2 separate regions of the Homo sapiens genome follow, and region 1 is linked to region 2. Evidence: chromatin loops called from intact Hi-C (ENCODE). Cell type or tissue: gastrocnemius medialis. All regions are shown on one strand.

Evidence for each region. Peaks named below come from ENCODE experiments on the same cell type or tissue, not always from the same donor. Only the 100,000 strongest peaks of a DNase experiment are listed, where the experiment ranks them.
Region 1: a loop joins it to region 2, with 4 times the contacts of the local background. A loop is called at or near these places in 17 of 110 quality-filtered maps.

Annotation. Positions count from the first base shown.
Region 1 is chr18:21,190,581-21,198,580 of GRCh38, reverse strand. No RefSeq gene overlaps it. Among named protein-coding and RNA genes, the nearest start is that of GREB1L, 48 kb to the left of the region's middle. In gastrocnemius medialis, CTCF peaks have their summits at 3,016, 3,219 (motif pointing left) and 6,368 (motif pointing right); no DNase peak of the experiment used is centred here.
Region 2 is chr18:21,608,315-21,616,314 of GRCh38, reverse strand. SNRPD1 (small nuclear ribonucleoprotein D1 polypeptide) reads right to left here and starts at 4,001. Exons shown (of 4, transcript NM_006938.4): 1 at 3,872-4,001. The coding sequence starts at 3,885. RefSeq lists an enhancer at 3,853-3,942 and a silencer at 4,203-4,252. In gastrocnemius medialis, CTCF peaks have their summits at 3,885 and 4,094 (motif pointing left); a DNase peak (open chromatin) is centred at 4,094; H3K4me3 peaks cover 1,929 bases; H3K27ac peaks cover 1,547 bases.

The sequences.
Region 1 (8,000 bases), 420 kb after region 2:
AAGGTGCTGCTCCTAAGGCACATCCATCAGCCTAAACTTTCATCATTTTCCCTGGTAGTGTGAGCAGAGGACTACTAGCACTTGAGGGTTTTTTAGGCTCTTAGAAATCTACAGGACTCTTATCTACTTCACAACAAAATCAAATGCCATGCAAGATTGTGGCTTTTATATCAACCATCATGGCCGCAAAACATAGATAATAGATATAGATAATCTCTATATATAATTGTGTGGACTTTTACATATACTATATATAGATAGTAGTTTGGATTTTTTTTTATTATTACTAAAAGTGGTACCTAATTTCTCCGGTTAATTTTGAGAAATGTTTTATGAGTCTGAGGATGCAATTTTAAAGACAATCGAGCAAGTGCTTTCTAAAATTGTCCACTTGGCTCAGATGAGTCTCCATGTTTGAGTGCATTTTAGACTAGTTCATTGAACATGATAGAAAATGTCAAGGATTCAAAATCTCCCAAACACTTGAAGTTTGTAAGTTATTCTTGTGAGTATCCACTTGAGAACATTTGCAGGGAAGAGCAAGCATCAAAGGAATTGTAGTTTGGTTAAAAACAAATAAAGAAACAGATTGAGTCCAGAAAGAACTGGGGCTTGAGCCCTGCAGTGTCACATACTGGTTATGTGGGTTTGGGTAGTTTCTTAACATCACTGACCTCAGTTTCCTCAGCTGTAAAACAAGAGAGCAACACCTACTTGATAGGGTTGATGTGAAGACTAAATAAGTTAAATGGGAAAGCACAGAAAGTGCTCAGCTCAGCCACTGACACATAAAATATATTCAATAAATGGTAACCAATGTTATTAAAAATATATTAAGGAAGCAATATCTAAGGCATGACTCCTATTTATAATGTTGGCTACCGTAATCTGGACAGTTGTTCCCTATCTCTTCTGTCCAATCTTGGAAAAAATATTTTTGGAATAAGAAATGAAAAAATTTTTAATAGTTTTACACAAACTATATTAGAAAACAAATTAACTTGAATTTAGAAGCAATAACTTCTGTGCCTTAAAAAGGGTGCCTAAATATTATTTTCAGATAGTTATATGTGTTTATAATGTTCCTCCCCTGTGGTAAACTGAGGATGGAGGAATAAATTGAATCAAAATACATGGTGAAAAATAACTGGATTCAGAAGACCCTGAGAGACAAAAAAAAAAAAAAAAAAAAAGAAGCAGATGATAGGAACACTTCATTCCAATCCCTTAAAATGTGATTCTCAGTTTCTCTGTTAGATCCAATGACAAAAGAAGCATATTATCTAGGCTCAGGCTGGCTGGAGATTGATCTGCTGAATGGAGCTAAAAACAAATTTCCAAGAAAATTTAATAGATTGACCTTCCCTATACCATACCAATAAATTTTATGGGAGAAATTACCCCTCTTTAATGAAAGGAATAAGATGTTGCTCCATTTCTAACTTAATCCGTGTAAATCACCCGGGAAGGGTAGGCTTGTCCAGTAAATGTTCTCCAATAAAATGAATTGCAAAGAGGCTAGACTATTTAATAACAAGATGAAATTTTCAGTTATTTGAGGAAGCTGCATTCACTATATAACAAAAAGCGTTATTACCACAGGAGAAATACTTTCAAGATTCACTGTTCTTTCACTAATATAAATAACTCCTTTTGGGCAGTTCGGATTATTTAGAATCCAATAGAAAAAGAACATTGCTGGTAATATCTGCTGTAATAGAAAGCAATATCAAATCCTCTTTTCTGGAAGCATAGGATTGTGATGGCTAGACAATGTTCCTACAATTCGTTGCTTAAACTGTTTCATGGTTCTTTTTACTATATGAACTTTCTTAGATTAGTTCAAATTTGAGGAGTTTTTACCTGAAGTTGTTCCTTAAGGGTTCTATGTAAAATAGATTTAGAATGGAGTTGGCCTCTTTCCCAGAGCTGAGGGCTTATAGTGGCTTGGGCAGCTTGGGCAAAGAGACCATTAAGAAAATTCTTGTGGTAGGAGAGAGGCAGTGGCTTGGACCAAGGTGGTGCCAGTGGAGATAAGAGTAGTGGACAGATTATATATATATACACACATTTATATATATTTATATATATATATTTATATATTTGTATATATATATTTTATTTTTATTTTTATTTTTTTTTTGAGACAGAGTCTCGCTCTGTCTCCCAGGCTGGAGTGCAGTGGTGCGATCTTGGCTCACTGCAACTTCTGCCTCCTGGGCTCAAGTAATTCTCCTGCCTCAGCTTCCCGAGTAGCTGAGATTACAGGCACCCACCACCACGCCCAGCTAATTTTTGTATTTTTATTAGAGACGGGGTTTCACCATGTTGGCCAGGCTGGTCTCGAACTCCTGACCTCGTGATCTGCCTGCCTCGGCCTCCCAAAGTGCTGGGATTACAAGCATGAGCCACTGCGCCCGACCTAGAGATATATTTTGAAGGAAGAACCAGTAGATTTATTTGCTAATGATTTGGTTATAGATTATGAAGGGAAGGGAAAAATTAGGAATACCACAAAGTTTGAGGCTATAATAATTGAATGGGAGTGGAGCCATTTACAGAGCTGGTAAACTGGGAGAGTGTTAGATTTGAGAAGGAAGATAAAAGGTAACATGATATGAGTCTTCTGTGTATAAGAAACATCTAAAAAAATTAAAATAATTAAAGCACTATCAAGCCTTTGCTTTTGAAAACATGTTCTAAATTTTTTTCCATGATATAGTATTGTTTTGGTGTAATCTTCAGACCTCTTTTAAACTATTTAACACTTTGATAGCTCTACAGATAATCATAATAGATCATAAAATATTTACTACTCATTTGTATTGCAAAGGGTTAGTTTATCTTTTATGAAGATTAAAAGACAAATTTTTCAGCCCTCTCTCCAAGTTCCATTATTTTACCCCCCAAAACACAATTAATTACATGCTTTTGAAAATCAATATATTTGTTTCAATAGCAGTACTAACTGGGATGGCAGGGCTAAGCCAATTTATTTAATGGAGTAGTTTTTGTTTTGGGATTGAGTGATTCCTTGTTGAACCTGCATACATATAAAGACTTGGTTTCATTAAAACAAACAACAAACAAACAACTTCAGGACAGAAATGCTTTTATTTTTAACTCTGAGATTTAACCAGGAAAACGACAATTTTAAAAGCTGAGTTTAGACGTAGAATTAATAGCAACTCATTTGCTCAAACAAAAGATAAGAGTGCCATCTAGTGTTCATTAGGAGTATCTGTAACTTGGACTACTATTTTCTCAATTACAGCAGAAAAACAAATGAGGGGAGACAAAGGAAAAAGACCACTGTGATAGCCACAGCAATTGAAAATAGGGACATGATTCCTGAGAGCTCAGAGAGGGGCACCAGATCTGAATTTAGAAATTAAGAAGTTGCATCATGAAGTAGCTACCTCCTGAGCTGATAAAGGAGGAACAGTCACAGGTGACAAGGGCAGGAAGAGCACTGATGTCTAAGACATGAGTCAAGGTGGGAAATCAAAGAACAACATAATTTTGTGGGCAAGTTTAACTGCTTGAGATAAAGCAGTGGAAAGTGAGTGCCTGGAAGGAAGGCTAGAGACGGGAGCAAAGCTGAGATCAAAGAGAGTTTGTATTTTCTATGCAATGGGAAGCCACTCAAGAGACAGCCTTTCATGGTGGCCCACCCCTGTAGTACTAGCTACTCGGAAGGCTGAGGCAGGAGGATGGCTTGAGCCCAGAAGCTTGAGGCTGCAGTAAGCTATGGTCATGTCACTGCACTTCAGCTTGGGTGACAGAGCAAGACCCTGTCTCTAAAAAAAAAAATAAAGATAAAGATAGAAAACAGAGAAACAGCCTTGCAATTCAGATACAACCCTGGCACCATATGGGGGATGTATTAGGGTGGGAATTGAGACTAAAATTATGATGTAATTATAGTAGATGATGGTAGTAGTAAGCAGGAAAAAAGGATGACTCAAATAATTGGAAGAAAAGATAAATAATTAGGTTTGATGGCTGGATGTCATCTTTTAGAGTTCAGATAGATTATATTTTTATCAATTAACATTTTAAAATTCTATTTAAAAGAGTAAAGTTAGTGGGAAAGATGATTAATTTCATGTTGACAAGTTAACCTTGAGCTGCATGGGAAATAGTGATGTGTTGATGCTAACAGGCAATTGAATATCTGGTTCTTAAAGCTTTGAGGAGAAGGTTAAGTAGAAGATATAAATTCATTTTCATCAGCACAGTGGTGGTTGCTGAAACAATGTGAACAAGATCACTCAGGAAATATATATAGTATAAAATAAGAGCCTGGATAGAAAAGACATTACTAATGCTTAGTTTAAAAGAATGATTTGAATTTGGATATGTTCAGAATATATTAGAAAGAAAGGAGATAATTTCTTTAATCTCAAATTATAATTCACTGATGAGGATCAGTGTTTCAGAAGTTCCCTGTTGAGGTCTATCTATACAAATATTCAATGAATACATTTTCTATTTATGAACTATATTAATCAGGACCCTTTCAGCAAAGGATAGGAGCTAAAGTTGCAAAATAGTTCGAAGAGTTGCTCATATCCTTCATCCAGCTTCCCCTAATGTTAACTGACATATTATATAATTTTAGTACAATAACTTGACAATTTTTTATCCCAGAAAAGATGGTATCCTTTCTAAAACATTGTGACATAAATTCCTGGTCAATTAAGATGAGATGTGACTATTATATTCAATAGTATTTCCTTAGAATTAAAGAACAAATTTAAATCTGGAAGTTCTTAAAGTCAAGGACATTTGACATCTTTGCTCTTTTCCAGTTGTATTTTAGATAAAACGTTTGCTTGTCTAGATAATAAATTGGGCTGTTTTTCCTCCCCTAGAGTACTGATGAAAAGTACCACAATAATTATTGAATAATATATGGGAAATGTCAACAGAGAAATGGAAACTATAAAAAAAGAGCCAAACGGATATTCAACAACTGAAAAGTACAATTTCTGAAATAAAAACATTCACTGGCTGGGCTTAATAGTGATTGGGGATGGCAGAAGAAAGGGTCAGTGTGTTAATCTGAGTTTTCTGAGAAGTAGACACCAAGAAGAAACCAAACATGCAAGGATTTCTTTTTATTGCAATAGTTTTTGGGGAACAGGTGGTTTTCTTGTTACATGGATAAGTTCTATAGTGGTAATTTCTGAGATTTTGGTGCACCTGTCACCCAAGCACATACGCTGTACCAATGTACAGTCTTTTATCCCTCACCCCCTCTCTCCCTTCTTACCAAGCCTCCAAAGTCCATTATATAATTCTTATGCATTTGTGTCCTCATAGTTTAGCTCCTACTTATAAGTGAGAACATACAATATTTGTTTTTCCGTTCCTGAGTTACTTCACTTAGAATAATGGTCTCCAAATAATGGTCTCCAACTCCATCCAGGTTGCTGCAAATGTCATTATTTTATTCCTTTTTACGGCTGAGTAGTACTTCACAGTGTATATATACCACATTTTATCCACTTGTTGGTTGATGGACACTTAGGCTGGTTCCATATTTTTGCAATTGCGAATTGTGCTGCTATAAACATGCATCTGCAAGTGTCTTTTTCATATAATGACTTCTTTTCCTCTGGATAGGTACCCAGTAGTGGGATTGCTGGATCAAATGGTAATTCTTTTTTTTTTTTTTCAACAGAGTCTCACTCTGTCATCCAGGCTGAAGTGCAGTGGCATGATCTAGGCTCACTGCAACCTCTGCCCTCTGGGTTCCAGCAATTGTCCTACCTCAGCCTCCCAAGTAGCTACAACTTGTAGAAACTACAAGTGCCCACAACCACACCTGGCTAATTTTTGTATTTTTAGTAGAGACGGGGTTTCACCATGTTGGCCAGGCTGGACTCGAACTCCTGATCTCAAGTGATCTACCTGCCTTGGCCTCCCAAAGTGCTGGGACTACAGGTGTGAGCTACCGCGCCCGGCCTGGATCAAATGGTAGATCTACTTTTAGTTCTTTAAGGAATCTCCATACTGTTTTCCATGATGGTTGTGCTAGTTTATATTCCCACCAGCAGTGTAAAAGTGTTCCCTTTTCACCACATCCATACCAACATTTTTTTTTTTATTTTTAATTATGGCCGTTCTTGCAGGAGTAAGGTGGTGTCTCATTGTGGTTTTAATTTGCCTCTCCCTGATAATTAGTGATGTTGAGCATTTTTTCATATCAAAACTGCAAGGATTTTATTAGTGGAAACACTTGCGAGAGAAAATGGAGACAGAGCTGGAGAAGATTGGGACAACCATCAGATTGTAACGCAAGTCTGACCCCAAGTGAAGAGAGGTTTGGAAAGACAACGGAGAGTCCTTGAGTCAAAGCCAGCCAGCAGAGGGCTCCAGTGTCTCCCAGGAGCAGGCTTCCCTTAGCTCCCTGCCACCGTCATTCATGTCAAGCATACTCCAGATGCAAATGCAGCAATAGATTTCAGAGCACAGTAGCTATGGCCTGTGAGCAATTATAGTCCCTGAAACTGGAGATCTGAGAGGTATATTCTTGTGGCTGCTGCCATTGACCACTTCTGCTCCACAAAGTCATGTTTCTACATAAGTGCGAGGAGCAACTCCTTTATAGCTCCTGCCAGCCTTTCTTCCTGAGGGGAAACTCAGAAGAGAGAAGTTAGTGTGATAGACAATAGCCCCTGTTACCATAGTTGCTCTCGGGGGCCACAGTTGGAACTCATCCTATCCCTCCTCTTCATCCCATCTGACTGGATCACAGATTTGTCCACCAGTCCTCTGTCCTTCACATAACAATCCTGCCTTGGTTGAGCATTCAAATGTCTTCGGAGCTCTACAACTCTAACAATGAGGTCTTTAGCCTGTCACTCAGCTGGGCCTACCATTCCTCTGTAGAAATAAGGGCTTCTTTGTAAGCTCTCACTGAAGATCTGTGGCTTGTCTCTAAATTTTTGCTAATAGTCGTCAATCCCTCATTATCCTTCTGCAGAATGTCAATGCAATTTAGCAATAACCAGCCAACTCCACTGACTTTGTAGGTATTGTTTCCCCATATTTTTCAAAAGTCTCTGTTTTTTTGTTTGTTTGTTTGAGATGGAGTCTCACTCACGCCCAACCTGGAGTGAAGTGGCCCTATCTCAGCTCACTGAAAGCTCCGCTTTTCGGGTTCAAGTGATTCTTCTGCCTCAGCCTCCTGAGTAGCTGGGATTGCAGGTGTGCGCCACCATGCCTGGCTAATTTTTGTATTTTTAGTAGAGATGGGGTTTCACCATATTGGCCAGCCTGGTCTTGAACTCATGGCCTCAAGCGATCCACCTGCCTTGGCCTCCCAAAGTGCTGGGATTACAGGCGTGACCCACTGTGCCTGGCCTCAAAATCTCTGTTAACTTACTTTTTACAATATTGCTCTCCACTGATACAGTTTCTCAGTTCACCACCAGTGAAATATTCCACAATAGAGCTGCTGTCTTTTTCCAGGGGCTCTCTTTGCTCCACTTGCCAACAGAATAGCATCCTGTGTGCCTGCCAGGTAGTGGGTGAGTCAACCCCAGAGCCTCACCTCACTGCGTGTTTTGTCAATCCGCCCATGATTTAACTTATTTTATTCAGGTGTCCCTTCAGAGCAAATGCTAAGACTGGATTAAACATGAAAGGCTTTTATTCAGGGAAATTATCGTTATAGAAAATGAGGGGGAAGGGAACTGGGGAAGGCTGTGGGAACCTCCAAGTCTGTCCTGGAGTGAAGGGGAGAGGGAAGGAAGGTTAGGTGGAAGCTTCCTAGACTGTCTTGAAATCCAGGGAAAATTCAGCAAGGCCACTGGGGAGTACTTGAGCCAAAGTCAGCCATTAGAGGGGCCCTTAAACGTTTGCCATACTCAGTGTTTGAGTGGGTGCAGCCTGTGGGAAGTGCGTCCTCAGCACAAACATAGTGATGAATTTCAGAGCGTGGCAGCTCGGACCCTCAGTCAATTATGCTTCCCGTAGCTACAGGCTTG
Region 2 (8,000 bases):
CAGGACACAGATCTAATTTCTACAACTCTGGGCTGGGCGCAGTGGCTCACGCCAGTAATCCCAGCACTTTGGGAGGCCAAGGCGGGCGGATCACGAGGTCAGGAGATTGAGAACATCCTGGCTAACACGGTGAAATCCCGTCTCTACTAAAAATACAAAAAATTAGCCGGGCGTGGTGGCAGGCGCCTGTAGTCCCAGCTACTCGGGAGGCTGAGGCAGGAGAATGGCGTGAACCCAGGAGGCGGAGCTTGCAGTGAACCAAGATCATGCCACTGCACTCCAGCCTGGGTGACAGAGTGAGACTCCGCCTCAAAAACAAACAAATAAGCAAAAAACCGACTAAACCCTAAGGAGATACCACTACATACCCACTAAAATGGCTAAAATTAAAGACTGAGCAAACAACACCACATACTGGTGAGGATGTGGACCAATTGTTATTCTAATATATTGTTAATGGAAGTGTAAAATGGTACAACCACTTTGGAAAATGGTCTGGAAATTTCTTAAAAAGCTAAACACATAACTATGTTACAGTCCATCAACTCCACTCGAGTATTTACCCACGAAAATTTGTTTCCCTCCAAAAACCTGAAGAATATTCAACGTAGTTGTAAACAAAATACATAACTTTTTATTTTATTTTCTTGTAATTTTTTAAAATACGGAGCTTTTTTTTTCTTTTTTCTTTTTTTTTGAGACGGAGTCTCGCTCTGTTGCCCAAGCTGGAGTGCAATGGCGTGATCTCAGCTCACTGCAATCTCCACCTCCTGGGTTCAAGGGATTCTCCTGCCTCAGCCTCCCTTGTAGCTGGGATTACAGGCACCTGCCACCATGCCCAGCTACTTTTTTGGTATTTTTAGTAGAGATGGGGTTTCACCATGTTGGTCAGGCTGGTTTCAAACTCCTGACCTCAGGTGATCTACCCGCCTCGGCCTCCCAAAGTGCTGGGATTACAGACGTGAGCCACTGCGCCCGGCCTAAAATACAGAACTTCCAAACACACAATGCACTAATATCCAGTAATAAAAATGAACACATTACTGATACACTTCACAATGTGGATGAATCTCAAAAACATGTAACTAAAAGAAGTTTTACGCAAAAATACTTTGTGATTCCAAATATATGAAATTCTAGCGCAGGCAAAATTCATTTCTGGTGGAAGAAACTGGTTGCATCTAGGGGTATGGAGCCAGAGGTTGCCTGGGAAAGGCTTGAGGAAACTGTCTGAGGTTTTGGTAATGTTACTTCTGTTGATATGGGTTTAGGTTACAAAAGTGTTTACATTTTTCAATAGCAGGAAATATACACTGCATTTCATTGTATAAGATATTTACCTTAAAGAAGGAAAACAAAAATCCATGAGTGGGATAAAAAGGGCCTGAACTTAATGGTGGTGACTGGAATGAAAGGCTACTATGGGCAGGACAAATACACAATTATCCCTCCCTAACTGAGCCCAGGAACCAAATGGATTCAAATTATTTTCAGATGAATCTTTCACTGTCTGAATTCTTTCCACTTAGTGAAACTTGGATATCAAATAGTAACACAGTGTCCCTCAGTATAAAACACACTATTTGAACCCAAAAACCAAACAGGATAATGTGGGTCACTTTTATGAAGTAGGTAAAACTGGCAAAATTGGCAATGTATCAAATGTCAAGGACATCAGGAGAGAAAAAGTCAAGCTCACCTCCCAGGTTTTTGGTTAGGGTGACAGTGAGAATAAGGATGACAATGCTGCCAACTGAGATACAGAAATAAATCTACTGAAAATGCAAACCAGTTAGTCAAACAATCATTTTCTGGAGGAAAAATACATTCTCTGGTAAGAAAAAAAATTTGTTTCTATATTTTACCTAAGACACAAAACAGGATTCAGTACAGGTATTAAAAATTACTGGAAAATTGTCATAACATGCAGTATCTTTAAAGGGAACAAATGGAATCCAAGGTGTATTACACAAAATTGAACTATGAGTGGATTAAGATTCAGATTGGCAGGTATGGAGAAATTTCAAAAAATGTAATTTTCTTTTTTTGAGACCGAGTCTCACTCTGTTGCCCAGGCTGGAGTGCAGTGGTGCGATCTCAGCTCACTGCAACCTCCCAGGATCAAGTGATCCTCTTACCTCAGCCTCCTGAGTAGCTGGGATTACAGGCGCCCGCCACCATGCCCGGCTAATTTTTGTATTTTTTCGAAAGAATGGGTTTCACCACGTTGGCCAGGCAGGTCCTGAACTCCTGACCTCAGGCGATCCGCCTGCCTCAGCCTCCCAAAGTGTTGGGATTACAGGCGTGAGCCACCACGTCCAGCCTAAAAAATGCACTTTAAATTCTATGACTTCCTATCCAAAGTTATAGTTCAAATAAAAATATACCAAAAATTAACCTTAAATGTCTTTTGTACCAACTCCTCCCTGAATATAATTTTTTTTTTTTTTTTTTTTTTTTGAGATGGAGTCTCGCTCTGTCGCCCAGGCTGGAGCGTAGTGCCACGATATCGGCTCACTGCAACCTCTGCCGCCTGGGTTCAAGCGATTCTCCTGCCTCAGCCTCCTGAGTAGCTGGGATTAAAGGCGCGCGCCACCACGCCCCACTAACTTTTGTAATTTTCGTAGAGACGGGGTTTCACCATGTTGGTCAGGCTGGTCTCGAACTCCTGACCTAGTGATCCACCCGCCTTGGCCTCCCAAAGTGCTGGGATTACAGACGTGAGCCACTGCGCCTGGCCTCCTCCCTGAGTGTTGAAGGCTTTTATGTGTTATTTAAAACGTTTCAAACAAACGTTACTTCAGACGTTATCTACTTGTCTGTCATCCCCACTAACCAGAAAACTCCAACAAGGCAGGTACTCTGCCTTTTAAAAAATCCTATTACCAGCGCCTAGTATGTAACAGGTGCCCAATAACTATTTAGCGGATATTGACAATCCTTGACTCAACAGGAAAAAAACAAGCTAAATATTTATAATTGCTGGCTTAGCTATTAGAAACGTCTGCCTCTGTTCCAGGCTTAGTCTCAAGGAAAAACACCAAAACCAAATCTACTTGCAGGTAGTTTAGAATTATTCACATCAGCAAACAAGTTTTCAGAAGACTCACCTAACTGACAGGGTCTATTTATTTCTTAAGAAATAAAACAGGAGAACTATATATTATCTGAGTAATCAGCCACAATTACGTTGTGATAATTTCTGCCCTATATTGGGAGATTTTCCTAAATAAAAAGCCTACCTTAAAGGGAAATAGAGGTGGAATAATCAATCACAAATCTAAGGAGGATAAAAAGGTAAACTTAAAAATCGGCCGGGCACGGTGGCTCAAACCTGTAATCTCAGCCCTTTGGAAGGGCGAGGCGGGCAGAAAGCTTGAGCCCAGGAGTTCGAGACCAGCCTGGTCAACAAAGTGAGACACCATCTTTATTTAAAAAAACAAAAACTTGTGAAGCCGGAAGTCCTTCTCTGATTTAAAATATTTTGCAAACAGGTTTGTTTCCAGATAAGCTCATACAGCTTTCTAAGTACTGTTAAGCAGGACTGGGGAGTTCCACTCAAAAAGAAAATGAGTAACTGTAAGAGGGAGATGTGTCCCAGGAGGCGCTGCATCTTTAAAGCCTCTAAGTCACTAGGCAGGAAGAAAAGGCTCGGCCTTTATACCAATCTCTTGGAAGACACGCGGGATCCGCGAGCGACCCAGGCGGAAGCCCAGGCCCGAGCACGAGCTGCGGGCGCAGTAAGGCCGGCCGTTAGCAGGCCGCGCACACGCGGCTTTCCCGCCTCCTGCAAATGGGAGAGCCCAGCCTTCCGGACTCCGGGCCAAGCCCTCCCTTCACAGCCCCCAGAGCTGCTTGGTCACTCCCTCACCTCACGAGCTTCATCCTAGCGGCGCCGTCACCCTCTGGGTCCGACAGCACACAGAATCCTTCAACCGAACACTGACCGACTGCAGTATGAATGGCCGGAAGCGCCTACTCCAGGGGCTCCGGACGTCAAGAGCGCGCGGAGCACTGCAGGCGCATGGCGGAAACGCCGAGGCTGCGCTGGGCCGCACTCTCTTCCGGCCGCGAGGAGCGCGACTGCGGCCCCTGGCGGCTGGAGGTTGCCTTGCGACGGCTGAGGGTATCGAGGGCTGGTCTTGGAGAAAAATGTCCTACAAGAGAGGGAGATTCGAAGAGATTAAATCCAATTAATAGGACTGTCGCATTTTGGGAGGCCGAAGCGGGGGTATCACCTGAGGTCAGGAGTTCAAGACCAGCCTGGCCAACAGGGTGAAACCCCCGTCTCTACTAAAAAGACAAAAAATTAGCTGGGCGTGGTGGCGGGCGCATGTAATCCCAGCTACTCGGAAGGCTGAGGCAGGGGAATCGCTTGAACCCGGGAGGCGGAGGCTGCAGTGAGCGGAGATCGCACCACTACACTCCTGCCTGGGCAACAAGAACGAAACTCCGTCTCCCAAAAAAAAAAAAAAAAAAAAAAAGTACTGTCACCATCACGTTTCTGAACAGCAGGGCACTGTGAGTGCAGCACCTAATACAAATTCCTCACTGAACGGAAAGAAGGTCTTAGAGAAGCCCAAAGTCTTATGCTGATTCTGTTCCAACACCAGGAACCTAGCATTGCTTACTGTACCTGAAGCAAATCACACAATGGGCCAGGCGCTGTGGCTCAAGCCTGTAATTCCAGCACTTTGGGAGGCCGAGGCGGGCAGATAGCGAGGTCAAGAGATCGAGACCATTCTGGCCAACATGGTGAAACCCCGCCTCTACTAAAAATACAAAAATTAGCGGGGCGTGGTGATGCGCGCCTGTAGTCCCAGCTATTCGGGAGGCTGAGGCAGGAGAATCGCTTGAACCCAGGAGGTGGAGGTTGCAGTGAGCTGAGATCGTGCCACTGCACTCCAGCCTGGCAACAGAGCGAGACTCCGTCTCAAAAAATAATAATAATAAAAATAAAATCCACAATGTAGCAGATTATTTTCACTTTAAGTTCCAATCTATAAGACAAACTTTTCAGTCTTCATCTTTCTCAACATCTCATCAAAATATATATATTTTTTATTTTTTTGAGATGGAGTCTCACTCTGTCGCCCAGGCCGGAGTGCAGTAGCGCGATCTCAGCTCACTGCAACCCTTGCCTCCCGGTTTCAAGCCATTCTCGTGCCTCAGCCTCTCCAGTAACTGAGATTACAGGCGCGCATCACCATGGCCCGCTAATTATCGTCTTTTTATGTATGTATGTATGTACGTACGTATGTATGTATTTTGAGACAGAGTCTCCCTCTGTCGCCCAGGCTGTAGTGCAGTGGCGCGATCTCGGCTCACTGCAAGCTCCGCCTTCCGGGTTCACGCTATTCTCCTGCCTCGGCCTCCCAAGTAGCTGGGACTACAGGCGCCAGCCACCACGCCCGGCTAATTTTTTTGTATTTTTAGTAGAGACGGGGTTAGCCAGGATGGTTTCGATCTCCTGACCTCGTGATCCGCCCGCCTCGGCCTCCCAAAGTGCTGGGATTATAGGCGTGAGCCACCGCGCCCGGCATTATTGTCTCTTTAGTATGTGAGCTTCATCAAAATTTAACACAAACACTCCCCTTCCCTCTTTCGGGTTTCAGGATGCCAAGCTCACCTGGCCTTTTTCCTTATCCTACTAACTACTCTTGCTTTGTTTTGTTTTGTTTATAGACAGGGTTTCTCGCTCTGTTGCCCAGGCAGGAGTGCAATGGCACAATCAGGGCTCACTGCAGCCTTGACCGTCTGGGCTCAAGCTATCCTCCTGCCTCAGCCTTCTCAGTAGCTGGGACCACAAGTGCGTGCCACCATGCCCAGCTAATATTTTATTTTTTATTTCGTAGAGAAGAGGTCTTACTATGTTGCCCAGGCTAGTATCCAACTCCTGGGCTCAAGAGATTCCACTGCCGTGGCCTCCCAAAGTACTGGGTTTACAGGCCCAGAGCCTCCATGCCCAGCCTCTAACTACTCTTTCTAAATCTCCTTAGCTGGTTCCTCCTTCCCTATGGAGCCAATACATGTCACAGTGTTTCCCGGCTTGTGGCTGTAGTCTTTTTATGTATACTTTTTCTTTTAACCTGGTAATCTCCTCCAAAACCATGACTTTGATTTGTATCTCTAGCCTAGACTTCATCGCTGATCAACAGAACTCTTAGATATTGTAAGACAATACTTATCGGCTGGGCATGGTGGCTCATGCCTGTAATCTCAGCACTTTGGGAGGCCGAGATGGGCAGATCATGAGGTCAAGAGATCGAGACCATCCTGGCCAACATGGTGAAACCTCGTCTCCACTAAAAATACAAAAATTAGCTGGGCGTGGTGGCGCATGCCTGTAGTCCCAGCTACTTGGGAGGCTGAGTCCCAGCTACTCGGGAGGCTGAGGCAGAAGAATTGCTTGAACCCGGGAGGCGGAGGTTGCAGTGAGTGGAGATTGTGCCACTGCGCTCCAGCCTGGGCGACAGAGCAAGACTCCGTCTCAAAAAATAATAATAATAATAAAAATTAAAAAAAATAAAGTTTCCCCAGGTGAGTCCTACACACATTAAACTTTGATAAATATTGCCCTTTTTTTGTTGTTTGAGACTGACTTGCCACGCCTGGCCAAAACTTTATATTTATTTATTTATTTATTTATTTATTTTTGAGATGGAGTTTCACTCTTGTTGCCCAAGCCGGAGTGCAATGGCACGATCTCAGCTCACTGCAACCTCTGCCTCCTGGGTTCAAATGATTCTCCTGCCTAAGTCTCCTGAGTAGATGGGATTACAGGCACTCACTACTGCGCCCAGCTAATTTTTTGTATTTTTAGTAGAAATGGGGTTTCACCATGTTAGCTCGGCTGGTCTCGAACTCCTGACCTCAGATGATCCATCCACCTTGGCCTCCCAAAGTGCTGGGATTTCAGGCTTGAGCCACCACGCCCAGCCTGGAAACTTTAAAATGAAAATCTGATTCAATCGTTGTGGGGCCTGAAATTCTGCAGTTCTAACAAGCCTTCAGTTGATGAAGCTGCCCCTACTCTATACACATCAATTTGAGTAGCAAGGCTAAAACGGATATTTGTGTGTTGCCTTCTCAACATCTATTCCCTTGTCTTTCCAAATGTTTCTAATATTCTTCTTGTGATCCTTGTGGTCCTAAGAAAGCTGACTCTACCCTTTTAATACTCCATTCCATTACTTGTTCACAGTAGGTTTGGGATCTAAGTTGATCCAATTGGACCTTTAGAGGGAATGTTCTTTTCTTTTGTTGTGAATGGAAAGGGAGTAACCCCTGGAGCTGTTGGGAACTTCCTTACAACCAGGAGAAGAACCAATTTCAGGACATAGTGTTGTTTGTTTCTTTGTTTGTTTGTTCATTTAGACAGGATCTTGCTCTGTTGCCCAGGCTGGGGTGCAGTGGTGTGATCCTAGCTCACTGTAGCCTTAGGCTCCTGGGAATAAATTGATCCTCCCACCTCAGCCTCCCAAAGTGCTGGGATTACAGGGAGCCACTGTGCCCAGCCAAGGACAGAGTTTATAAAAAACTAAAACCTGTGATGACATCAATGAGCCCCTAGATAATGAATACTGCCTGAATGTTGCTATTTAGAATTAAATAGCCAGCCCTGCAGTGCATGCCTATAGTCTCAGCTACTTGGAAGGCTGAGGCAGGAGAATCACTGGAGCCCAGGAGTTTGAGGCCAGCCAGGGCAGCACAGGAAGACCCTATCTCAAAAATGAAAAAAATTAAATAAAATTTAAAAATTCAGCTCCTCAGGCCAGGTGTAGTGGCTCATGCCTGTAATCCCAGCACTTTGGGAGGCCGAGGCAGGTGGATCATGAATGAGGTCAAGAGATCAAGACAATCCTGGCCACCATGGTGAAACCCCATCTCTACTAAAAATACAAAAAAATTAGCCGGGCATGGTGGTGCATGCCTGTAGTCTCAGCTATTCGGGAAGCTGAGGCAGAAGAATTGCTGAAACTTGGGAGGTGGAGTTTGCA